Linked DNA regions of Homo sapiens: region 1 is linked to region 2. A link is a loop called in an ENCODE intact Hi-C map of the cell type or tissue named here. Cell type or tissue: OCI-LY7. All regions are shown on one strand. Each heading gives the region's core, and the rest is flanking DNA. Links, peaks and the distances in the headings are about the cores only. Region 1 overlaps TP53I11 (tumor protein p53 inducible protein 11). Region 2 has its middle 63 kb from the start of PRDM11.

The links. Peaks named below come from ENCODE experiments on the same cell type or tissue, not always from the same donor. Only the 100,000 strongest peaks of a DNase experiment are listed, where the experiment ranks them.
Region 1: it touches region 2 in a loop (4-fold over the local background); 11 of 110 quality-filtered maps call a loop at or near these places.

The regions. Positions count from the first base shown.
Region 1 is chr11:44,932,279-44,940,602 of GRCh38, forward strand. It overlaps TP53I11 (tumor protein p53 inducible protein 11), which reads right to left. Exons shown (of 7, transcript NM_006034.5): 2 at 5,929-6,088; 3 at 5,277-5,335; 4 at 5,026-5,074; 5 at 4,525-4,621; 6 at 3,283-3,384; 7 at 70-2,739. The coding sequence starts at 6,057. The coding sequence ends at 2,606. It overlaps TSPAN18 (tetraspanin 18), which reads left to right. Exons shown (of 10, transcript NM_130783.5): 10 at 1-145. Among named protein-coding and RNA genes, the nearest start is that of TP53I11, 14 kb to the right of the region's middle. RefSeq lists enhancers at 4,045-4,645, 6,216-6,929 and a silencer at 4,410-4,499. In OCI-LY7, for the core only: CTCF peaks have their summits at 4,344 (motif pointing right), 4,553 and 7,551; a DNase peak (open chromatin) is centred at 4,343.
Region 2 is chr11:45,079,261-45,087,584 of GRCh38, forward strand. No RefSeq gene overlaps it. Among named protein-coding and RNA genes, the nearest start is that of PRDM11, 63 kb to the right of the region's middle. RefSeq lists a silencer at 809-878 and enhancers at 2,994-3,871, 3,872-4,747, 8,006-8,324. In OCI-LY7, for the core only: CTCF peaks have their summits at 1,028, 4,398 (motif pointing right) and 4,598; DNase peaks (open chromatin) are centred at 1,051, 4,141 and 4,411; H3K4me3 peaks cover 2,330 bases; H3K27ac peaks cover 2,893 bases.

The sequences.
Region 1 (8,324 bases), core at 233-8,232, 150 kb before region 2:
CCTGTGAGACCCCCCTTTTATATGATATATCCAGAGGAAGTTTTGTAATATAAAACAGGACGCCCACACTGATGGTTTTGCACTGGTTTTTGTGAATGTTTCTTACAAAAAGAAAAAGGAACAAAGAATAAATAGTGACCGTGAAGAAAGGTGGTCTTGATTTGGGGTTGGGGATAGACTGGGGCGAGGCAGAAGCTTGACAAGAGGCTGCTGATGGCTGGAGGGAGCTGGGAGAAGAGGCGTTCCAGGTCACCCCAAACGGAGCGTAGAGCGGGCCCACACCGAGCTTTCCTCGCTGGACTTAAGGGCCCCTGTCCCTCACCCCTCTGCCACTGCCTCCTTCCCAACTGTAAATCTCCTTGCCTTAGAGTCCCCCTGCCCTCCAAGCTGTACGTCTGTCTTCCAGATCTTACCTGACCTGCAGCCCCCTCCCTCACCCTCACCTGCAGGCTCCACTACAATTAGCTCTAACCAAGCCACCCAGTATTTTGTGAGCACAGCTGTGTGCCAGAGCCTGGACAGCCTCATGGGGTAAGGCCACGCCACCCTCCCATCCCACAGTTGAGTGTGGAAGACTGGATGTCTCAGGGCCAGCAGACGCCCGACACGCAGCCTCATTCCCCAGGTGGAATCCACCTGCAGTTATGGGAGGACAAACCAACCATCACTATTAGAGGATTAGGCCTGGCTCAGATGGGGGATTGAGGCTTCGGCCTGAGGGCACTGCCCATTGGCGGCACCACCTGTGGGCAGCAGCGGGAGGCAGTGGTGGCTCGTGGCCAGACCAGGGCTCGGCAGCAGGGAGGCAGCTCTTTAGGGAGAGGCACAGGCTTAGGTAGCAAGAGACAGATGCCAGGAGAGGGGCCCTTCCTCAGGGTCCAGCCTCCCATTCTGCTCTGCCACGTTTACCAAGCAGAGTCTCGGGGCATCCGCTGTAACCATGGTGGTGCCACCACTCTGCTGGGTACAGGCCATGTTGCTGTATCTGGGTGCAGGGACAGCCAGGCACAGGGTGGACAGGGGTGAGGACCCCTGGCAGGGGCCCACCTGGCAGCAGCCAGAGCGGGCTGTACCTATAGACACCCTCCAGCCATCCCCCACTCTATGCCAGGATGGGAAGCGAGTCTGAGGCCTGGGGCTGCTTTTCTCCCTACACCTGTCCCCAGGGCTTGGGCTCGCCACTTCCGGTGTGTGCATCGGTGTGCTGGCAGGAGGGAGAAGGTTGGGATCAGGGACTAACGGGGTGTACAGCACAGGCTGGTGGGCCCTCAGGGAGAAGCTGGGCGGTGGGTATGCAGCACAGGCTGGTGGGCCCTCAGGGAGAAGCTGGGCGGTGGGTATGCAGCACAGGCTGGTGGGCCCTCAGAGGCAGGGCAGGGGCTGTTCGGCCCCAAGACAGCCAGTTGTCAGCCTTTGCCAGGGCGCTGGACAGGGCGGGGAAGATGAGGGGAGGTGGCCTGCTGAAATGTTTCTACTTATTTCCTGTGCTGAGTTGGAGGGCCACCTGATCCCACTCAGCCAGACCCTGGAGGCAGCCCGGGCTGCACGTGTGGGGGGCAGCTCACCGGGAAGCAGGCAGGAGTGGGGGACAGGCTGAGCCCAGTGGCCATCAGGCCTTGGGGTACATGCCAAGGGGCAAGAGAGCGCTATGGCTTTCCTTCTGTTCCTCCTCTCCCAGCCCCACCACTTACAATGGTCTCCATTGGGGGCTGTGTGTCCCTTTGTCCGTGGGGCTGAACTCAGGCTGGTTGCAGGGAGGGGGCTCCCAGGGCATTCCAGTGTCCTAGGGTAGAGGCAGAGTGCCCTAGAGCAAGGTCCCAGGAGAGCTCATCTTGTCAGGCCAGGAGAGTGGGGACAGGACTTCTAGCTGGGAGAGGACTTCTAGCTGTGTGTGGCCCATTCTTGAAGAATGGCTGAAAGGGAGGTGCCATCTCAGGCAGCACACCCTGCCTGCATGCCCTTGGCTGGGCTATGAAGGCGCACGTGTGTGTGTTTGCTCACATCATGGGTGTATGTGTGTCTGTGTGTGTGTTCAGGGGTGTGTATGTGTGTGTGTTGTGTGTCTGTGTGTGTTTTCAGGGTGTGCATGTGGAGAGGGCCAGATTGAGGAGGAGGGGTACAGGGTTTTCCAGGATTAGAAGGAAGCCAAGTTTAGCTGCTTGGGCACTAGGTTGGCTGGGAGTGTAGGGAGAAGGATGGGGGGTGGTCACAGCCTCTCTCAAAAGCAAGAAGGGCTTCCTGGCAGAAGAGGCTGGACCCTCGACTTAGCCCACTACCCTCATGACTCCAGCCTGACTTTAGTCAGTGTCTATTGAGGGGGTCTGGAGGCCAAGAGACCCAAGGAAAGGAGGTATCACTGTGAGGGTGAAGAACAGGGCAGCAGAGGCCCTGTCTCTCCCCAGACCAGCATGTCAAGCCTGAAAGCCCAGGAGATCACAGCACACGGGGTGCCCAGGAGGAAAGGAAGGCCCCCCACCCCCTGCCTCCCTGGGGCAGGACTGGGGCAGGGCAGGGGACCCTCCTGCCTTCCAGGAGCCAAAGGGAAGCCGAGGCCCCAGCGCCACTCTGGCCCAGGCATGGGCAGGGCCCCAGGCCCAGCGGGCAACTAGGCCTTCTTGGGTCTTCGGCCGACTTGGTAATAGTAGTAAATGCTGATGACGACAAAAAGGAGGCGGCTGACCAGGAGCAGCAGGATCCCCAGGGACATGAGGCCCGTCTCAGCTAGCGTGGCAGTGACCACTGTGGGAGAGAGTCCAGCAAGGCCACAGGGTCAGAGGAGGGGATGTGTCCCAGCGCTGCCCCCCTAGCCCGGAGCGCTGGTGTGGCCGTCTCCCTGACTTTGCTCTGAGCCCAGGATCCTCCCAGGTGGGAAGCACAGGACCTGCCCCCTGCCCCTGCCAACCCCACAGATGTTTCTGCTCTGATGTCTCCCATGTGGCAGGAACTGGGGCACAGCAGGTGGGCAAAATTGAATGCGTGTTATTACACACGTGCTGGGTACAGTGGGCAGTGGGTGTGGGGGGGCCGCAGGTACATGTGTGTGCAAGGCCATAGATACAAGTGTGTGGATTTGGGAAGCTACAGGCACGTGTGTTAGGCATGTGTGCACAGGTGTGCAGGCACACAAGTAAACACAGCCAGGTGAGTCCTTATCCCTCTATCCCCTCCCTAGCCCCCCACAGACAGGTTTTCATCACTTCCCACACACCCAGGTGGCTAGAGCAGGCAGGTCAGGGGCGAAGCGGCCCATCAGCCTCCCTCACTGCCCACCTCAGGACTCACCCAAGAACTGGACCCCGAAATAGCAAGCTTCGGTGAGCAGGGTCCATCGAATGATGACCTTCTCAGCCGTGTAGAGAGCGTTCCACATGATCAGGGAGATGCCTGGGGCGGGGGATGAAAAGGGGGCTGGGGGTGGGACAGCTGACTCCCTCCCAGCAGGGCAGGAGGACTGCTCCTGCTTCCTCTGGCCACTGCTGCAAGACAGCTGGGGTCCTGGACTCCACGCCTCCGCCCCTATTCACATTTCTCAAATCAAAGCTGTCTGTCCCCGATCCTGTCCCCTCCAGACTCAATGCTGCTGCTTCAGCCTGCTCCTGTCATTCCAAGGCCCTATGTGACACTGGGCGAGTCACTTCCCCGCATTGAGACTCGATCTCTTTATAAAGGGGGAGGACTGAGCCCCTGGCCCCTGCCCATGTCCGGTTCTGTCAGGAGGATGCTGTGTTCATGGAGTTCATGAGTTAATGGGTTACCTGGTCCTATGATTGGGTTTTCTTTTACACGGACTCCCAGACAGAAAACCTGAGCCCGGTAAGGACTCGCTTTAAGGAAGTCCCCTGGGGGAGGGGGATGAACCATACTTTTTAGCAGAAGACCACTGACTTGGCCTCTAGCAGGCCCCGCCCACCCAGTGTCTGCTGGTACCAGACATGCCACTGGGTGTGCATTTATTTTATTCCAGCAACCCTAACTCCAGAGGAGCTCAGCCTTTATTCTGTAGGCAATAGGGAGCCATAGAATATTTCGTAGAAATAGAGGCATATTACCTATGCTGAGCTTTAAAAATTGTAATTCCAAATCCTAACGTGTGCATCTCAGGTTAGAGAGGAAACAGAAGTGGTTCAAACAGAAGTGGCTCTGGGGATAAAATAGGGGGGGTGCGAGGGGTTTTGCAGACACTGAATTGATCTGCCTCTCCTCTAGGCTGTGAATTCCTAGAGGCTGGGCCTGGGCTTCCTCCATCTCTGTACCACAACGCCCAGAGGCAGTGCACACACTTATGAGCGCTCCTTGCAGATGGTGGCGACTGCAAGCTCCAACCCACTGGGTGTATTCCACCAATGGCCACAAGATGGCAGCACATCCCCAGCAGAGAGCTTCATCAGAGGCCGGGGTGTGGGCGCAGCATCTGGCCGAAGAAAGGAAGGGGTGCCCGGGCACGGACCCCCGTGCTCTCCTCAGCCCCGCTGGGTCTCCCAGCTGCCCGTCGCCTCCCCCAGGGCCCGCCCCAGCAGTACTCACTGAGGAGGGCACCGCCGTAGAGGCGGATGGGGGTCTTGCTGGTCACCTGGGCTCCATCAAAGACCGCATCATAGAGCTGGTCAGGGAAGGCAAGCGCCTGCGGGCAGCGAGAGGGGCTCAGAGGTCCCGCTTGGGAGAGGGTGGGGGGTGACAGCTGATGCTTCCCACAGACGTCTTCCTTCCCCGCCAGGAGCAGGATCAGCATCCTTGGGGGCAGTCCAGGGTCTGGACCCAATTGTCCCCACCCGCCCCCATGCCAGGACAGAAAACTCCAGGGTTCCTGGGAGAAGGAGTCAGGCCACAAACCATGGGATCTAGTGTGCTCCTGGAGAAGGCACAGGCGTGGCAGTGTAGGAGTCAGGTTCTCGGAGGCAGCCCCAGAGCCTGACAGATGGGCCCCTGCACGAGGGGCCAGGATGGAGGAGGCACCTCTGGTGAGCCAGAGAAGGGCTGAGGGAGCCACACGGGGCCAGATCTCAGGGGCTGGGGGTGGGGGCTCACCATGATGGCAATGCCGGAGAAGAGCACAGCAGAGACGAACTGCCAGACCCTGGGAGGCGTGGAAAGAAGATCACAGCCCTGCCCCAGGGGACCCTCCCCTCTCCAGCCCAGATCCCCAGGGATGGCAGCTTTGGGGAAGGTAATGAGACAAAATAAAATCCAGGGACCAGGCCAAATGAGGTGAGGTCTTATGCATTCTGCCCCACCGCCGCAGGCCTTCCCCTCCCCCAAAAAGTCAGGTAAATGCTCACCTGAGCCCCAAAGGCTCCCGAATGGTAAACTTGATTTCATTGCCTAAGACCTGGCTGATCTGTGGACAGAGGGGGTCAGAGGCAACCAGGGTGAGGGCAGCTCTCAGCGCCCCCACTCGCTCATCCTCCCAGAGCCCTGCACACCCAGGGACCAGCCTGGGCACCTCAGCTTGGCCAAAGGTTCCCCCAGGTGGGGAGGGTCACATGAGGCCACCCCCTCTCCTGCTTCCCCTTGACACTAGGATTTAAAAGAAGCTGAAAATATGATGGTGACGTATGAAAGCTCAGGGCTCTGCCAAATGCAGACTTGAAGCCTGGTCCTGCCACTTACCGGTGTGGCCTTGGGCAAGTTGCCTAACCTCTCTGAGCCTTTGTTTCCTCATCTATAAAATGGGTGAATGATTTTACAGTATCTGCATCTTCTAGTGCCAACAAGAAGATTTAAAAAGCAACTGCTGGAAAACCGGGCACGTAATAGGCACTTAATTCTAATGATCTCGTTATTCCCCTGGCATTGCTGTTACATTTCTAGGAAAATCAGCTAAGTCCTAGAACTCCTGCGGCTACCTGGGCCTGGGCTAACCTTCTCCCCTAATGGTGGGTCAGCCTGGCCTCCCCAGTGGGTGCCGGAGGCCCCTGCTCTGCACCCCACCTTGGAGCGATGCACCTCCCCGTCGTCATCCTCCCCGCCCACGCCGAGGATCTTGCGGGTCTTCAGGCGGCTCACGAGGTCCGTCTGGCTGTGCTTCTTCATCAGAGGCGGGGGCTGCTTGGCCGCCATCTTCTCCTCCAGCCCGGCCTCTGCAGAAGGGCTGAGGGGAGACACCGGCCTCAGGCCACAGTTCCTACCCAGCTTCCAGACCCTAGGGGAAGGGGCCTGACTAGCGGAAGGCCACACCCCACACCAGGCCTGCTGAGGCCTCCCCACGAGCCCAGGGCAGTAGGGGGAGTACAGCTGGCTTCCTTGTCAAATGGGTTGAGGAAATGCTCTCCAGGCCCCTGAGGCTCTGGGAGCTGGTCTGCTGTAGGTGGACACAGCACACCCCATCTGACAGGTTGCATGGTGCCTTAGAGCCAGCCCTGGAGGCATAGGGCCCAGGAGAGGGCATTTGGGTCTGGATGGCGGCCACATCCAAGCTTCCTGGGGGGATGGGGAGGAAAGGAGCCTGGATTCATGGGGCAAATGAGGTTTAGAAAAGGGGAGGGTCTGTCCAAGCCTGGGGCAGGGGCTTCTGAGTTCTGGGGTTTGGGCCCCCACCAAACTTCTGCCCAATCCTGCAAGCCGGTGAGCCCCTCTCCCGTCTCCCTGCCACCCCCCTTCAAACCTGCCAAGACCAAAGAAGGGGAGGGGGTGCCCTCATACCCAGCAGAGCCAGAGAAGGCTGCCAGGGGTGTTGACGGGGACACTAAGGTGGTCTAGATTCCCTGCTCAGGCCTTGCCCTCCCGGCCATCAGCCCCCCACCAGCCCCTCCCGGCACCCCAGGTCTGCCCATGATCCTCCCCAGCCCCCCACTCCCCCACCGCCAGCAACATCTTGGACCAGGTTGGGAGCACCTACTGCGTGCCAGCCCCTGTGCTGGGCAACTGAGATGCAGAAAGAAGCTGAGTACCTGTCGCGTCCTCAGTCAGCCAAATCTATGCAGAGGAGACAGCAGTGTAAACGGGGTGAGGTGAAGCCTCAGAGGCTGGCTCCGGGGTGGCCCTGGCTTCTCTAATCACAGCTGCCCTGCAAGATGGGCGCTATTGACGGCCACGCTGCAAATGAGGAAACCAAGCTCCCGGGGTTTCAATGCCAACCAAGGTGAATAACGGTCGTGCCACTTCCTACCTCGGACCACTTCCAGAATCTCATTCCCACTTGCACCCACCCTCTGGCAAGGCAGAAAAGCCATCCCCATCTACAGACAGGGTCAGAAGCCACTGGGCCCTCTAGCAGGGGACCCTGCTGTCTCAGTGCCCTGTGGCCCCAGGCAAATCTCACCCTCCTGCCCCAGCCAGGGCTGCCAGAGGCAGAGTGCGGGGATGTCCCCGGGTCACCTCCCATTTTTGAGCCTCCTGGTGTCTTAAAATAAAGCACCCGAACAAATATCAGAACACAGTTTCAAACTGTGGGGTCTGTGAATAATGTGGCTGTAGACCGGATCAACTAGGGAGGCAGTATACCATGTCGCATTGGGAAAAAAAACTGCAAAAGTTGCTATTGGCGGTCTTTAGTGAGTGTGATGTCATTTCCAGGCCAAACTACCCTCCTACGCCCCCTGGCTTTAGTTCCTCATCCACAAAAAGGAGTGGATACGCCTTTCTCCTCCCCACACACAGGCCCCATGGTGAAAGGAGACAGCGGCGGGTGGTAACTGTGACGGCAGTCCCACACCCGGCACACAAGAGACTCCCGGTTAATGCTTCGGTGTGTGCCAGCCATCAGGACAGGAGGCCAACCCTACCCTGCCAGGGAAGCCAGGGCCTAACCTTTCATCACCCGGCTCCTGGAGGGCCCAGGACGCCGTCCTGACACCTCAGCTGCTAGCCACTGCCTTCTGGTGAACCCAGATAGAAGCTACAATTAGCCACGTCCCTCCCGTGGCCAGGCGAGGCTGCCCTGAAAGTCACTAAGCCACTGGTGAGAACCGGGTCCTTCACCTGTTCCTCAGCCAAGGATGTTGCCTGGCCCACGCCCTTCCTCTTCCAGCCTCCCCATGGCCTTTTATCTTTTAATACATACAGCAAAATTGACGGGCTTCAGTTGTGCAGTTATTTGAATGTTAGCACACGTATAGATTTTTGTAGCCACCAGCTCCAGATCAAGACAACGAGCAGTTCCATCACCCCAAAAACTCCCTGGCGCTGGCCACTCCCTCCCCTCACACCTCCACCCTGGCAACCACTGATCTATTCTCTGACACTATGGCTTTTGTGTTTTCAAATATGCCATGTAAGTGGAATGATAAAGCGTAGAACCTTTTGAGGCTGGCTCCTGTCATTGAGCAGAATGCCTTTGAGATTCCTCCAAGTCACTGTGTGTATCAAGAGTCCGCTCCTTTTTATTG
Region 2 (8,324 bases), core at 5-8,004:
CGCCAGGCACAGCGCTGGGCCCCTTCCATCCTGTACCCTGGCACTCCTCAAACCTCATAACTCGTGCAGTCTTTGAAAAAAGTGAAACACTCTCTGGCTTTTGTATTCATTAACATCTCCAACAAGTGACTACTGCAACTAAAATGAATCAAAGCAAAGGAGGAAGGCAGTGCTTTGTGAACCTCATGTCCTCTGCCCCTTCTCCGAGATGCTGTCCAGACACCCCGCTCCCCAGCCAGGAGTGAATTTCACTGAATCCTCCCTGCAAAGATGCCGACAGATCTGCTCATTCTATAGACAAGGGCATTGATATGCCTGTGGCAGAGGTGGCTTTCAGTGAAGGTCTGTGACCCCAAAGCACAAGGTTTCTAATCATGACCCTATACTGCCTGTTGGGGTGACATGGGCCTCTAGCTGACAGACCACTCAGATGACCAAGAAGCCACATCCCTTGCTAAGTGTCAGAAAATTTGGTTTAAGCTGGCAATTTTCCAGGTTGTATACACTGGGGGAAGCACAGAAAGGGGAATGGCTGAGGCTCAGAGAGGGTAAGTAACTTACCAAGGCCACACAGCAATGGCCTTGTCCATGGTGTGTGGCCTCAGGACTGGAACATAAGTCCTGTCTGCCCCTGTGTCTTCCCTGCCCCCCTCCCACGCCAGCACACACCCCACACCTCTGAGATACCAGCCTGGCCTGCTGAATAAGCTCACGCAGACTGGATTCTGATGAGTGTGTTTCGCTTTGCCTGGCAGGCTGCTTAGTGATTGTTCTAAACCTGCGTGTGGGCTTCTCCACTCCCCCAGTCTTCTATTTCTTTCTTCGCCCCCAATGCTTCCCCATCCCTCACCCTCCCCCCACCAGCACCCAGTACAGCAAGCCACACTCAGCAGGTGTTCAATGAACACTTGCTCTGCCAACGAGGCATTGGACCATCTGTAGGGGGCCGGAGTGGGTGTCAGGCTCCCACCCCCACCCCAGCGCCAGCTCCAGGGCCCAGGACGGGAGTCCCTCTGCAGGTGAGCCTGACAGCACTCAGGCTGCCGTCCCACTTGGGGGAGATTGTAAAGACTGTGACTTCCGGGAGGAAGTGGTTCAGAGGCCCAAGCTGTGTCTGGAAAGTCAGAGGCTTGCTCCAGGCCAGGAAGTCACCCAGCTTGCAACAGGGCCCTCGGGTCCCATCCTCACCCCCTGCCTACAGTCAGGGAAACTCCTGCCAAGCCCTAGAAGGATGTGAGCCCAGACCCCTCTCCAGTGGCAGGCTTCTAAGACCTGGTGCCCAGGAAAGGGAGTTGGTAAACAGCTCAAACTGCCCCACTTTGAATTTAGAAACTGCGGGGAACGTGTGAGCAGTGTGGGCAGCTGGAGAGAAAGGAGTGAAGACGCAGGCTTGGGCTCGTTCACTGGCACAAACTGTGAATCCCTGGCGTCCCTCAGGGAGTCTGGCAATGGGGTTGGGATGGTACCAAGGATTCCTGGTCCTAAGGGCTTTCCCGTTGCTGTTGCCCCGTGAGTCCCACAGTTTACTAACTCGAGTGTGCAGGAGTTGCTTGGGAAACTTGCGGTTCCTGCACTCCCAGCTCCAGAGTCTAACCCGGTAGGTCTTGTGTAAGACCCAGGAATTTGTATTTTCATCGATGAGCCTCCTGACCCCCACCCCCAGGTGATTCGGCACAGGTAGTCTTTGAACTACACCTTGGAAGCACTTTCTTGAGTTTTCTTCTCCAAGGGCTGGAAACACCGGTGCTTAACTAGAAGCGGTCTAGTTGTGAAGGCTGAGGTCCCATCCGCTTGCCGGAGGCCGGCCAGCAGGTCATATGGTTCCAGTGTCTCTGAAGGCGGAGGCTGGTCACTTTGGAAGTGGACCCATCTAGGGCCTGAAGCTGGTTCCTGGGACCCTCCCATCAAGGGCTAGCTGAATGGCCACCACCCCAGGCTGTAGCTATATCTCCTAAGAAGGAACAGAAGAAAGGAAGGGGCCTGGAAAGGTGGGGAGGAACCTGCCACAGAGATTGGAGATGCACTGGGCCCCCAGGAGAGGGGTTATCGTACAGGATAGCAGGGGGACTGGCCTATGCCCCACCCCCGATGCTGACTCCCCTGGGACAGCCCTGTGGGAGATCCTCACGTTGTGCAGAGCTGGGAGGGCTGGATATCAGCTCTTCCCTTCACAGTGGGCAGATGAAGGTTCCAGGAGTTTCCCTCTTAAGCACTGGGATCCTTCCTGCTAGCGCCTTCCTATGCTGTAAGTCATATGTATTAGTCCGTTTTCAGGCTGCTGATAAAGACATACCCAAGACTGGGTAATTTATAAAGAAAAAGAGGTTTAATGGACTCACAGTTCCACATGACTGGGGAGGCCTCACAATCATGGCAGAAGGCAAAAGGCACTTCTTACATGGCAGCAGGCAAGAGAGAATGAGAGCCAAGTGGAAGGGGAAACCCCTTATAAAACCATCAGATCTTGAGAGACTTATTCACTACTAGTACACTATGAGAGAAACCGCGTGATTCAATTATCTCCCACCAGGTCCCTCCCACAACACGTGGGAATTATGGGAACTACAATTCAAGATGAGATTTGGGTGGGGACACAGCCAAACCATATCATCGTATAATGCAACAAATTCTGGTGTCAGTATCAGGAAATGGTGAGCTCCAGCTCCATTGAGTCACTGAGACCCTGGGAAAGACTTCCCACCACCTGGATTCACTGGCCCCACCACCTGCCATCTACAATGAGGAGACTGGATTAAAACAGGAGAAGCAACAACTGATTAATACGGCTGCCCTGAGCAGTGTCTTGAGAAGCACTGGGGTTAAGTGTGGGTCTAGAAAAACAACCAAACACTTACAGACCACGTGCCCAGTACCACTGCAAGCATTTTACAGATATTTATATAAAATTTAATTTAATCTTGTTTAAAAGCTCATTTAATTCCGCAGCAACAACACCATGAAGTCGGTATTAGTACCTCCACTTTACAGATGAGGAAACTGAGGCACAGGATGATTAAGGATCTTGTCCAGGGATTCCCAGTACATGGCACAGCTGGATTCTGCACCTCTGTAGTCTGGCTCTAGACCCTGCCTCTACTCACCTCATTCTTCCTCCAAAACAACACAAAAGCTCATTATGATGACTTAATGGCCGGTGTCTGCCCCCGGCATGGCAGGGACAGAAGAGTACACAAACCTCTTATCAGCCTTTCCTACCACATTTCCAGTCTGCGGTTCTACCACCCATAAACAAGCCCATAGAGAGTAGAAGCAAATGGAGCAAGATCAGAGTGGGCCAGGGAGCACTGGAGCCCAGGCGGGACTGGACTCTTCCATTTGAGTTCACCGCACCACTTCATGCCTCCCCTGGACTGACCAGCATTTGAGCCCAAACCCACAGGGCACTGCTCACCATTCCTCAAAAAATCTCAGCTCGTTCCCACCTCTGGACCTTTGCACATGCTGATGTCTTCCTCAAAAACATCTCCTTTTCTTCAAATTTCATCTCAAATGCCACCTCCTGCAGAAGCTCTTCTAGATTCTCCTCCAACCAAACAGAGCCTGCCCTTTCTCTGGAGCCCCAGGCCAGGGTCCCATCCCACCACCAGCAGAATAGAGGCCACAGCTTCCCAGCTCTGCATGCCCAGCAACGGGTTCTGGCGCATAAGGGATTGAGCGCTCAGTAGGGGATTGAGGCACCAGAAGGAAATGAAAGCCTTCTGAGTTCTGACTCATTCACTGACTCGTTTATTCTATCAGGCTTTTTTCCTTAATTGAAAAAGAAAGAACTGAATTCCATACCTGCCTATAAATAAGGATTTAAAATCACATCAGTCACAAGAGCCCACTGTTTTGTCTCCCAGGGTCTGGGCTGCTGATCAGTTTCCTTTGTTAACCAGATCCGGTTTGTTTATCAACATCAGGCTGTAGAATTTGCAGGTCAGGCCACAAGGGTGTGAACCTTCTGCCATCCCCTCTCCGACAGTTGAGGAAAGAGGAGAAACTATAAATAATGTTCCTCTGCCCTCCAGGAACTTCCAGGCTAACATACAGGCTGGGCATACAAAATAAGTCCGCACCTGTGTGCCCGCCAACGCTGCAGTGGCAGAGGGGCATGCGGTCCACAGCCCCTGCAGAGAGGAAGTGTCTGGGGCAGACCTTGCCAAGCAGCCAAGAGTCTTCTCCATTTTCCCCTTGCTGGTTTTCTTCTCACTTCCCCTTTGTTAGAACTGTCCTCTTCTCTGCAGATCCTTGCTGGGGAGGATAGACAGAGGCAGTGGGGTAGGGAGGCAGGAAAGGTGGGATTTGAAAACACCAGGCTGAGCCAGAGCCTGGAGCAGCCGGGACCTCAGCAACACTGTGGCTGCCCATGGAAACCATCCCAGGTAAGATGATGGTCCCCGGGCTCAGCCAGCAGAGGGCCTAGCTGAGTCAGCATCTGCGCATCAGTGAATGAAGGTGTGAATGAATGGAGTGGAAGCTGGAGATGGGATGTGAAGTATGTGGGTCTCTGCTGGGAACACCTATGAGTCCTTGCCCTTTGCACCTGGCATTTGTGCAAATGACTCACAATCACAAGTGAGTCCTTTCTTTCTTCTGCTTCCTACCTCATCTTTCAACCCCTGACACAACACTACACCTACACATACACATACAGGTGCACACCTACACACATACCCCAGACACATACAGTTGTACACACTCAGAACTAGCAATAGACTCTAGACAACACTTACACTCAATAATACAATAATACCCATACACTAAACACAATAATACACATGCACAAAGCAAACAATGCCTATATCCTTACATGCCTGCACACACACCTACTTGTGCACACACATAACCTCACAAGTGGCACTCATATACATATATGCAGGCATACATTCACAACAGGCAAACAGACATACCTTAAAACACAGCCATTGAATCATGTGTTCATCTTCTCTTTCATCCAGAGGCTTCTTTCCTTTACCCTGGATCTCGCTTTACAATTCACAAAGTGCTTTCCTTTGTTTACTCACTTCCCTAACCTTTTTGAGGATATCCTCTGTGCTAGGCAACACATGGAAGGTGAATAGGAATCAGACCCTACCCTCCAGGAGGTTTCTAGTTTAGTGGAGGAAACAGACACAGACAGTGACAAACATAATCTGGTGTGATCATTCAAATCAAAAGCTGTTTCACTCGAATCAAAAGCTAATTTTTTTTTTTTAGATGAATTCTCACTCTGTCACCCAAGCTGGAGTGCAATGATGTGATCTCGGCTCACTGCAACCTCTGCCTCCCAAGTTCAAATGATTCTCCTGCCTCAGCCTCCCGAGTAGCTGGGATTACAGGCACACACCACCACGCCAGGCTAATTTTTGTATTTTTAGTAGAGATGGGGTTTCACCATTTGGCCAGGCTGGTCTTGAACTCCTGACCTCAGGTGATCCACCTTCCTCCACCTCAGCCTCCCAAAGTGCTGAGATTATAGATGTGAGCCACCGTGCCCAGCCAAAAACTATTTCTTGAGCACCTACTGTGTGCTAGATCCATGCTGAGCTTTGGGAATACAGAAGTACATAAAGGTCTAGTCTCCCTAGCCTCGAGCAACTTTCAGACTGAAGTGGAAAGAGGCAAAGATATAAGTAGAATATGTGCTGTAATGTACACACTACAGCGGCAGCCCAGAAAAGGGAGTGATTAACTTTGGGGAGAGAATCAGAAAGGGTGTCTTAGTATGTTCAGGCTGTTATAACAAAATACCATACACTTGGTAATTTACAAACTACAGAAATTTATTGCTCATAGTTCCGGAAACTAGGAAGTCCGAGATCAGGGGGCCAGCAGATTCAGTGTCTGCTGAGGGTCTGTTCCTCATAGATACGTTCCTCACAGTTCCATCTTCTATAATATGTGTTCTACATGGTGGAAGGGCAAAATGGCTCCCTCCAACCTCTTTATGAGGGCACCAATCCCATTCATGAGGGCAAATCGCACCCCCCACGCCCCTCACCACCACCCCCACCTGCCACATCACCTAATCACCTTCCAAAGGCCCTACCTCTTAATGCCAACATGTTGGGGATTTGATCTGAACACATGAATTTCAGAGGGACAGAAACATCCAGACCACAGCTGAGACCTTCACAGAGAAGGTAGCACTGGTCTTTGTGGGATAAAGGGGAGTTCACGAAAAACATGGGGCAGTTTGGTATTTGATGTAAAACCAAAGCAGAGACCTCAGAGGGGTTCATCAACAGTTCTCCATTCCTGGACTTCACATGTGAGTGTGTGTGACTGCAGGAGGGAGGGAGGTGAGAGTGGGGATCTGGGGTCGAAGATGAGGCTATAAAGATCATCAGAGGCAGAGAACAACATCTGCATGTTACAGCGGAGAAAATTGAGGCTCAAGGAGGTAAATGAGGATGTCTTATTCTTCCACTGGGCTCTTTCCTGCTCTTGGGGCCTGCCACAAATTCTCCTGGCCTTTCTTTCTGAATCAGACAAAGCTGCTTGCTAGTGGCTGAACAAGTTAAAAGCTCAGCGCAGGTGGGAGGCATTACTATTGACTGTGATGATTATTCTCTAAAATCCAGCTTGGCAGGATTTCTGCCTCGGATAATCAGCAGCTCAGCAGGTCCAGCCCAGGGCAATTTGGGCCTTTGAGGCTGAGGGACTCCCAGCCCTTGCTCCAGTCCCCTGCCTGAAGCTGGGGGCAAGCTGGGGGCCTGGTCAGCTGAGTCCAGGAGCCAGCGCCTCCCCTTGGGGATGCCTCACCCTCCCCTTGCTGCTTTTTACCACGATGTGCCTACCCTCAGTCGCCCTCTCATTAAGCTGACCTCCCCCTTCCATGCCAATCATCTCTCCCTCTGGCAACCAGCATTTGCCTCCTCCTCCGAGGTTTCTCCTTCCCTCAGTCTGTGCTGGTGGAAGGGGCGGAGTCATTTTCCTGAAAGGAGTGTTGATTGAGGAAGCACGCGCCTCCCCCAACCAGCCGTGGGTCTCAGGCAAGCCACTCCCCTCTCCAGGCCTCAGTTTTCTCATCTATAAACAGGGCCCACCATTTCCTACAGTCTCACACTAGCCACCCCACATGGCACCTGAGGGCATCTGAGTTTGAGATCCCTGGACTAACTGGTCTCAAAGGTGCCATAAAGCGAGTCTCTGGGTTTCTGTGGCTCTGGATCATGGGACAGGCAAGAGAGAGATGACTGGGCTGGGCTGAGAGGCCAGGTACTGCAGGCAACTGATCCAGTGCAGGCCACTCACCCAGGGTCTTCCTTCCCCAGTCCAGATTCGCGGCATCTCCCACCTGCATTTTGCCCCGGCCTCCTCCTGCTCTCTCCGCCCCCAGCACCTCCTGCTCTAGTCTGTGCTGTCTCATCAGGGTTCCTCTTAAAAAACTCAGATTGGATTCTGCTATTCTGTTGCTGGACAGCACCACCTATTTGCCCTAACTCCTTACTTGGCATTCAAGGCCCCTCCCAAGCCAGCCCCTGCCTACCTTCCTGGCCTTATCTCCCATTTCCCCTCACCCTCACCCTCAACTTCCTTAGTGCCACCCGGCCCATGAAGCCCCATCCTGTGTGGTGGCCATACCTTTGCATACACTAATCCCCCCACCTGGAATTCCTTCTCAGCCTTCTCCACTCAGAAAAGCCTTCAAGGCCTTGTCCCACGTTGCCTCCTCTGGGAAGCTGTCCCTGACTGTCCCTGGGTGGAGGCAGAGGCATACCTCAGCTAGAACAAGTGCCAGGTGATAGTGGAGTTAGGTGTGTAAGCTCCTCCTCCTAAACAATGAGCACCTAATAGAGGCCACAGCTTGAGCAGCAGGGCAGTAGCCCTGCCCTGGTCACCTTTTGTCTTCAGAGCCCAGAAAGGAGGCTGGACATAGTGAGCAGGTGGTCAGTACACCTTTGCTGTAGGAATAAACAACAAATAATGTGTTAGGCATTGCCCCACTCCACCTAACTCATTTAAAGTTCAAGAGGCAGGAAGATGTACACAGGTGAAGCCCCACACTGCGGAACAGTGATTCCCTTCTTCCCCTATTTGCAGAAGTCTAACCATTTACAAAGCACCTTGCAGCCCTCCCCAGCGAGCCCCTGCAAATAGTGCAGACCTCTCATTTATTATCTCTATGTTGCAAAGGAGGCCCAGAGAAGCAGAGACTGGCCAGAGGCCCCTGACTGGAGGTGGTGGAGTTCTACACAAGCCATGGCCTCCCTGGAGACACTGCTCCCTGCTGCTTGTCCAGCTGCAGGCTGCCTCCCTCCCTCCCTCTCAGGGTGGCTGCGGGCCTCTGTCTTTCTCTTGTCACGCAATGTGTATTT